2 separate regions of the Homo sapiens genome follow, and region 2 is linked to region 1. A link is a contact called in ENCODE Hi-C or POLR2A ChIA-PET data. All regions are on one chromosome and are shown on one strand. The core of a region is the stretch at or near the end of the contact, and the rest is flanking DNA. Distances in the headings are between cores, read along the strand shown. Region 1 overlaps FBXL13 (F-box and leucine rich repeat protein 13). Region 2 overlaps FBXL13 (F-box and leucine rich repeat protein 13).

The links. A loop is a pair of places that touch in the nucleus more often than their neighbours do. ChIA-PET counts read pairs that join two places held with the same protein, here RNA polymerase II (POLR2A).
Region 2: a loop to region 1 is called in a map of gastrocnemius medialis, with 2.6 times the contacts of the local background. The contact joins two enhancer-like sites. A Hi-C loop is called at or near these places in 1 of 168 maps with a recorded cell type or tissue (gastrocnemius medialis). POLR2A ChIA-PET finds 5 or more read pairs at or near these places in 4 of 52 experiments (AG04450, H1, activated CD4-positive, alpha-beta T cell and 1 more).

What each region holds. Positions count from the first base shown.
Region 1 is chr7:102,833,645-102,838,252 of GRCh38, forward strand. The region is part of intron 18 of FBXL13 (F-box and leucine rich repeat protein 13); the gene reads right to left. It also overlaps a transcript of FAM185A not described here and the pseudogene RNU6-1136P. Among named protein-coding and RNA genes, the nearest start is that of LRRC17, 77 kb to the right of the region's middle. Within about 2 kb of position 1,552, at least 3 of the 41 ENCODE cell types and tissues checked have a DNase peak (open chromatin) inside an H3K27ac peak, as active enhancers do.
Region 2 is chr7:102,890,207-102,894,427 of GRCh38, forward strand. All of the region lies in intron 12 of FBXL13 (F-box and leucine rich repeat protein 13), which reads right to left. Among named protein-coding and RNA genes, the nearest start is that of LRRC17, 21 kb to the right of the region's middle. Within about 2 kb of position 1,578, at least 11 of the 41 ENCODE cell types and tissues checked have a DNase peak (open chromatin) inside an H3K27ac peak, as active enhancers do.

The DNA.
Region 1 (4,608 bases), core at 302-2,801:
TGGTCTTGAACTCCTGACCTCAAGTGATCCACCCTCCCAAAGTGCTGGGATTATAGGCATGAGCCACTGTGCCCAGCTCCTCTTTTTTAACTTAGGGAAAATAACATCTACTCTCTAGCATTGTTTTGAAATGCTGAAATGTTCACCTGAAATATCTAGGACTAGAAAAAGGCCTGGAAATCATTCCCTTTATATCAATACTTCTTAATTTTCATTCCTACTTTTCAGTTAAAAAATAACTCAGTGATAAGAATCCATGAGGAAATAACACTTAAAAGTTTACAACTCAGCAGTTATACAAGAACAAAACAATCCACAAAAGTAAACCTAACCGTAATTGTAAAAATATATTTAAAAAGCAATAGGAGTAGAAATTGGAAACCATGATGAAGGAAGGAAGGAAGGAAGGAAGGAAGGAAGGAAGGAAGGAAGGAAGGAAAGAAAAGAAAGAAAGAAAGAAAGAAAGAAAGAAAGAAAGAAAGAAAGAAAGAAAGAAAAGAGAAGACAAGAGAAAAGAAAAAGGAGGAAATTTCCTCCCCCAAAATGTGAGAATTATTATAATTATCTACATGTGCTCAATCATTCTAAGAATTCTGCCTCATTATGAAGCAGCTCCTCTTAGAATACAAAGTTAGAGACCTCAGTAAATGGTAGTTTACCATTAATTTTAGTTGTAAGTACTAGATTTTAGTAACCCTAATGGGTTACTAAAGATACTTCTTATTTATATATAAATTATATATATATATATTATATGCGATTATATATATATTATATATATGTGTGATTATATATATTATATATATGTGATTATATATATATATATATATGTGATGTGGCTCTTAGCACAAAATAGATTCTCTAGCTATCTCTAAGATTTTATATACTGTGTTAGTTGAGAGGCAGTATGCACACTGGCTAGTGCTTGGCACATAGTAAGCACCCCATAAAAGTTAACTAGTGCTTACTTCAGCAGCACAGATACTAAAATTGGAAAAATACAGGGATTAGCCTGGCCCCTGAACAAGGATGACACAGATTTGTGAAACATTCAATTGTTTTTTCAGTTAGGAGGAGAAAGTTCAAGAGATCTATTGTATATGATGACTATAGTTAGTAACGATGTATTGTATACTTGAAATTTGCTAATGGATTTTAAATGTTCTCACCATAAAAAGTATCATAAGTATGTAAGGTGATGAATGTTAATTAGCTTGATTTAACCATTCCACAATGTGTGTGTGTGTGTGTGTGTGTGTGTGTGTGTGTGTGTATCAAAACAGCATGTTGTACTTCATAAATATATACAATTTTTATTTGTCAGTTAAAAATTTTAAGCCATTAAAAAGAATAAATGTTAACTACTATCAGGATTTGCACATGACACCAATAATAATAAAGATGCACAAATGTATTGTACTTTGAGAAAAACTGAAAGATATTGGTTATTTAACCCTAAGTCATCATCTTTTCCTGACCACAACAGCCAACAGTGATTCATTCTTTGATCTCATGCAGAACTTGTCTTTTTCAACTGATTCAGCACTTAGGGTATTTGACTCATTCCTGTACTGCATGAAAGTCTGTCTTGTCTGGCAACTACGTGATGGCAAAAATTAGAAGGGGCAGCTTGTCAGGAGATAGCTTGGGACCTGTCACTGGAGATAATCAAGCATAGTGGGGCACACCCAAGGAGGTACAGAAAGGAATCTACCTTTGAATTATTGGAATCAGTGGCCTGGAATCTCAGTTTGGAGATTCAATAAAAATGCAATAAGCCCCTTGTACTGCCTGGAAATCTGCTAGCTTTCATATCCCTTTCCCAAACATCATATTAGAACACAGTAAGTGCTCAGTACATACTAGTTGGTTCACTGATCCTTTATGTCTTCAAGAAAATTAAGAAGTCTCTTTTAATAATACAAGAATTTTTATGTTGCAAGAAGTAAGGTGACATTGTTTTTTTTTTTTTTTTTTTTTTTTGAGACGGAGTCTCGCTCTGTCGCCCAGGCTGGAGTGCAGTGGCGCAATCTCGGCTCACTGCAAGCTCCGCCTCCCGGGTTCACGCCATTCTCCTGCCTCAGCCTCCCAAGTAGCTGGGACTACAGGCGCCCGCCACTACGCCCGGCTAATTTTTTGTATTTTTAGTAGAGACGGGGTTTCACCGTTTTAGCCGGGATGGTCTCGATCTCCTGACCTCGTGATCCGCCCGCCTCGGCCTCCCAAAGTGCTGGGATTACAGGCGTGAGCCACCGCGCCCGGCCCCGACATTGTTTTTCCCTTGTTAGAGACATTAACATTGTTAGAGAGAATGGACAGAGTTAGAGGAACCAGAGAAAAATTAAAGCAAGAAAGAATATTTAAACTATAAGAATAATTTATTGAAGGATGAAACAAGCTTTAGAGGGAGATTCAAGGCTCTTCGTGTCTGAAAACCCTCTTCAGTAGCATCTGCCAATGTCTTGGACTGCTCGAATCAAATCTGCCTTATGCCTTTTTAAAAGCTCTAATATTCTTTAAAGACAAATGTTCTCAGAGGTTTTAAATTTAAAACTAACTTAAAAATGATTACAAGGTCTATGATACATTCATGGTACCATTCTCATCCATGGAAAATCTGAGGCACAAAAATTGGTCTAAGGCTTTATGCTAAATCAGTGGCAGATTGGCGAACTAAAGTCAGAACTTTTCCTCTCTTAGAATTCGTGTTTTCCTTTAAACACATATAAGTCATATTAAGTACTTAAATCTGCAAGCATGTTTCAACATAATCACTCATGAAATTCCATTTCCCCCCTACAGATAAGATTACAATATACACTTCTGGCTCCAATGCTGCAGAATCATACTTCTATCGATGCTGCTGATTTTCTTTCCTTGGAAAATGCAACACTAAATTTCTTCCAAGTCAAAATCTTTTACAGTAAAGACAGAGATAAAAATGCAAACATTATCAAGTTTGGCTCCTTTCCCATGTATCAGCCAATTTTGCTGTGTGTTGGCAATCTGGAAGAAAACTTCCATATCTCTTAGCGAGTTAGATCATTCCTTCTTGTGTCTTCTGAGCTGAGTCACAGTGTAGGCACTTAATGACTACATTCCTAAATAGGGTACGTAGAGGAGACTGAATTTCACTCACATTTATTGACTGTCACAATAATGTGCTTCTGCCAAAATCCTGAATTAAACCACTTTGACAGGTGGCAGCTTCTAGCCTTAGAAAAGCTCACTTCGTGTTGCATACTCATAACACCATCTCTTGACTATTTGCCTCATTAGGTCCCAATTAATTCTACTGCAAAGTTGGGGAGTTTTTCCCTGTTGGTAATTCTGGAAAATATGTGCTGTCAAGAACCATTTTCTATAATGAAGACATTTTTGGCTGCCCCAAAGGCTAAAATGCAACTTCCACAATTTTAAGATATCAACTAAATACAAAAACTTCAGTTTCTTGGGCATATCCCAAGATATCTACTTCGCATATCCCATGAGATGGAGAGCTACACTCCACCAACAATGGCCTTGTTCCCACTGGGCATCAGAGCAAGTGGGACTGGTCATGGCCTGGCACCACAACTAAACTCTGCAGAGCCTGAAGGTGCCCCTCCTGGAGATGCCACTCTTGCATTCCCACCTTCCCTGCCAGGGAAACCAGGCTGAGCAAGGCTTAGCAAAGGCCCAGCCTCAGAGAAGCTCCCTGTTTTAAAACATGGAGAGAACTCTGAAAGGGAAAGGGGGATAAGGCCAAGGACCAAAACAAATATTTCCAAAGACACTTTCATGATGAAATTTGTTATAAAATTAGATGGTGATGTGAGGGATAAACTTTGGCTTCAAACCAGCTCAAATGTGGTTTATTCTACAGTCTTCCCCAATTCTTCTCTGTGGAAGAGATGCGCTTTCAAATTCTTATAAGCTTTTCTTTCTTTTTGACAGGGTCCTGCTCTGTTGCCCAGGCTGGAGCATAGCAGCATGATCATAGCTCACTGTAGCCTCAAATTCCTGGGCTTGAATGATCCTTCTACCTCAGCCTTCCACATATGTGCATGCTACCATGCCTGGCTCATTTTTTAATTTTTATAGAGACAGGGTCTCACTATGTTGCCCAGGCTGATCTCGAACTCCTGGCATCAAGTGATCCTTCCTCCTTGGCTTCCCAAAACGTTGGGATTATAGGCATGAGCCACTACGCCCAGGCAACTTTCTCACTTTCTACTTGTATTATAGTTATTCATGTAAGTGTCTTATCTTCTGCATTGACTGTAACTTCTTGAGGGTAGAATCCATGTCTAATTTATCTTTGCCAACATCTGGCATACAGAATTAGTTCAAGATGAGAGAGTATCCAAAATGAATGAAGAATGCTTCTCAGCACAGGAGTGAGGAGAATGAGCTTCCATATATGGCCCTCAGAATACTAAGCCCAGTCCTTCTTCTCACTCGGTTCAGTAACTGCCAGAGGCAGCATACAGGGTTGGTTAAGAGCACAGTCTGGGGGCCCACTGGCTTGAGTTCAAATCCTTCCATGAGATGTTTTGTGTCTCTGGATAAGTTACTCAACCTCTCTTACCCCTCAATATTCTCATCAGTGGTGTGGGAATAACACAG
Region 2 (4,221 bases), core at 328-2,827, 57 kb after region 1:
ATTAAAAATTCCTCTCTAAAGGAAAAAGCAAAATATGTTACCAAGTTAAAATTCCAGGTCTCATCACAGCTGATATCTGTGCATTTTCTGTGTAGGATTTTTACACCTGAGATCTGATTCCCGTTTGGTTGTAAAGTGATTTTGGCTTCCATTTTGACACCAACTGGAGCCCTGCCACCCTGTCCTTTGCTGGTTAAGCCCCCACTGATTGGGAAGTTGAGGAACTTGGCCTCACCAGTGGTGTTCCAACCACAAGTCCCAGCAGACAGCTACTGCTGCTGATGGGGGCAGAAAAGCTTTGGTGATCACAGGAAAATTCTCTCCAGCTGCCTCTGGGTGGGTCTCAACCCATCATCATGAGAAGACAGACCTGTCTGTAAAGGAATTGAGTTGTCAGTGAGCCACATACTTACTAAAGACCAAAGTGCAAAGCACAAAGGACTAGCTCAGATCCCTCTGCCGCTCTAAGGTAGTAAAAAGAAGGAAGAGACTTAGTGACAGGGATGATAACATCATATGAAGCTTCCACTTCCCACTCCTCCAAAACTGCCTGTGAGTCAGCTAGCTCAGCAGCACAGAAAAGACATATATGCAGAGCCAGACCCTCTAAGGCAGCCAGAAATATCCATCTGAGATAGACATGGCCCATGCTGTGTTTCTGTACCACCTCCAGCTGTTTCTCACATTCTCACAGCACTGCATCCAATGACTAATAGGTAGTGTGATGACTTTAGTAATATCCATATATTTTTATGTCCTCTTAGTGAACTCAAAGGAGCCTGACTTAGCAAGTAGAATGAACTGTTGGAGAGAAAAACAAAGCTTTCCTTCAAAACTATTATGGAACATTGTTTTATTGCATTCAAATGCACCACAAGCATCTTTAATAGCAACACTTCCTAGGGACTGTGCTACGAGGGTTTGACAGACTCTCAAATACCATGTCCTCTATAGGGACAGGAAGAGAGGTCTGGTAATTGTCTTTCTCGAGGTCCTGCCAATCCCTCTTTAGATGATCCTGTATTGTCTAGGTCTATATATTGTTCACAGCCATCCCCATCTCTATGGTCTGAAATCCTATCCATTCACTACGCACTTCTTGCTGGTAGTCCTCCCTGATCACCTCAGGTAGACATGTTTCTAACTCTTACATCTGAGCACCAAAGCCTGTGGTCTACACTCTCCCTGCATTTTATATCCTCTGCCTTATATGACAGTTACCTGCACACATGTCTAGTTTCCCTCCCAAGAAGCATGGACAGCATCTTAGCCATAACTGTATCGTTTACAGTACAGCACAGTGCCTGGTGCAGAGTGTTTGTTAATAGACCAAGTAGTTGTTGAATGAATTGTTTGTAGAATATAAATTAGAATTAGTAGTTTCAACGGGATGGCAGTCAATATGGTCAGTTGTTAAACATTGCCATATTTATATAAAAACACTGGACAACCAAACATTAAAAAAAAATTAATTTTCCAGTGTGAGTGAGGAACCAGGACACAAGCTGAGTGAAGCCTACAGATGCCAGGAAGGCTTGCATGCTTGCCAACTCTGTGTGCATTTACTGCACAATGACTCAGAGCTGGGATCTGTCAGAAGCAGGCTGATCCATCCTAAACTTTGCCATTCTAGAATACACTAATTGGTTCTTTTCCTCAACCAGTGGCCAAATTGTTCATAGTTTCCCTTGTATTACTGAGAAAATCACAACCATAATACTTTTTTCTTACAACACAATGATCCACAGAGCTACTTGGTTTGTCTAGATTTATTGAACTAGATGGTGGCTTTACAGCTACAGTTCTAACCACATGCTCACCCAGGTCCAAGACCAAAATAGAGTTTTGTAAGCAGTTCATGAAATTCTGTGTCATTTCACAAGATAGGGAGAAGAGAATAAGAAACCAAAATAAGTATGTTTCCAGAAAGAATAAAATTTTTTCAAACCCTTTTTTCAGGAATAGGAAACACGATCTTAGTCCCCTGAGACTCATCACTTTGTCATCTGATTCTTCAAGATCTAAAAATTTTTGCCAGATGTTTCATTTTTACCACTTAATATAATAAACATCCTTATACATTTTGCCTACAAAGAGATTATATTAAGCTGTGGATGTTAAACAATAGGTGTTTGTTACTTTCTTTAATTTTTAATTTTCACTATGAACATAACTGTTATGTTCCAATGAATAATTTTAACAACCATTTAAATTTATATAAGTCCGATTTACAAGATATATAAAAATGTTTTCATAAATTCTACAATTTTTTTTCAACACAGGTTGAAGTCTGGTTCAGAAAGGACACAAACCATTCCTCTAACAGGGAAACTGAGGCACAATAACTGACCCAGAAAAGCAGGAATTGCACTGTGATTTTTTTGACTCATAACTACTTTTCCACTAGAACTCCTCCTTATTAAATGATACTTAAAACCACATATTTTTTCAAATACAAAATGCAACAATTTTTTTAACCATATGTAGTATAGCACTTTAGTTTCACAAATGATATTCTTATATTAAAAACCAAGGTAGTACATACTCAAAATGTGTCACTTCCTCATTTTTACCACATTAGCATTATCTATGTTCTTGAGGATATTAATGTCTATCATTTCTCTAGAATATTACACAATAATGTGCTACTGCATATCTCTTCCCAACTTCCTGTTGGTAGCTTAAAATAGGCCATGGTGAGAGTATTTACACCATAGAATTCAGCCAACACTAAAAAGTCAGGCTTTTCCTGCCCTTTATTATTCCATACAATAAAGGAAAATGGAATCAGCCAAATATAAGTGCATCACAGTTTTGAATTTAACTGTTTCCAATTCATTTTGATACATAATCTGGTCATTCACAACTGGTTTAGCTGGTCACAAAACTCTTGTTGTTCCAATTAACGTTTATTGACAGACTTCCAAATCTATACCTTCACTCCCAGCTCTCTTCCAAGGACCAGACTTCTACTTCCAATTTGTTCTTGTCATTTGTACCCAGATGTATCACAGCAACCTGAAATTTGGCCTTTCCAAAATAAGATTCACTATTCTTTTTTCTCCAATCTTGCTCCTTTTTTGGTTATCTTGTCTAGTTACCATTTAGAAACACAAAATCCTAAAGCTGAAAAAGACCTTAGAGGTTATTTAGCCCAGCCTAGCCATTCTACAGGTGAAGGAATCGAGGCAGAAAAACCAAGTAACTCCAAGGTTACACAACTGGTTAGTAGCATAACAAGAAATAGATCCCAGGTCTCCTAACTTCAAGAAAGGAGAGGCTGGGCGCGGTGGCTCGCGCCTGTAATCCCAGCACTTTGGGAGGCCGAGACGGGCGGATCACAAGGTCAGGAGATTGAGACCATCCTGGCTAACACAGTGAAACCCCATCTCTACTAAAAATACAAAAAAAATTAGCCAGGTGTGGTGGCGGGGACCTGTAGTCCCAGCTGCTGGGGAGGCTGAGGCAGGAGAATGGTGTGAACCTGGGAGGTGGAGCTTGCAGTGAGCCGAGATCACACCACTGCACTCCAGCCTGGGTGACAGAGCAAGACTCTGTCTCAAAAAAAAAAAAAAAAAGAAAGAAAGGAGAAGGATGAGGAGGGAATGGGGGAGGGGGAGAAGAAGGGGAAGGGAAAGGCGAAGGGAGAGAAGAGAGGCGGAGAGGAAGAAAGAAAAAGAAAGAGAGGAAGGAAGGGAGGGAGGGGAAAGAAAGAGAGAGAGAGACAGAGAAAGAGAAAGAAAGAAAGAAAGAAAGAGAGAAAGAAAGAAAGAAAGAGGAAAGAAAGAAAGAGGAAAGAAAAGAAAGAGGAAAGAAAAGAAAAGAAAGAGACAAAGAAATTCCTCCCCTGACTCTTGCTTTGCTTATGCAATCTCCATTCAATTTGGCTAGTACATTCATCCCTGGACATGCCTGTGTGGCTTTCTCCAACCTCCAACACAAATCCCAGGGGTGAACAAGTAAGACCTTCCATGATCTCTGCTTCTCTGAAAGGAGAAGGTTGGAATTTATGTAACCTAGAGAGAACTGAAATGACCTTGGAATCTTCCAGTTTGCAGTTTGTACAGCCTACCTTTAAGTTTCGTGGGCTCTAGAGAGATTTAACAGTACAAGAACTGATAAGCCATTATTACTGCATTGAGTATTATAATCATTTGAACATTCCTAGAATACTGTCCCTTTTCATTTTTTGTTGATTTGTGTATAGTGATTAAAATATAA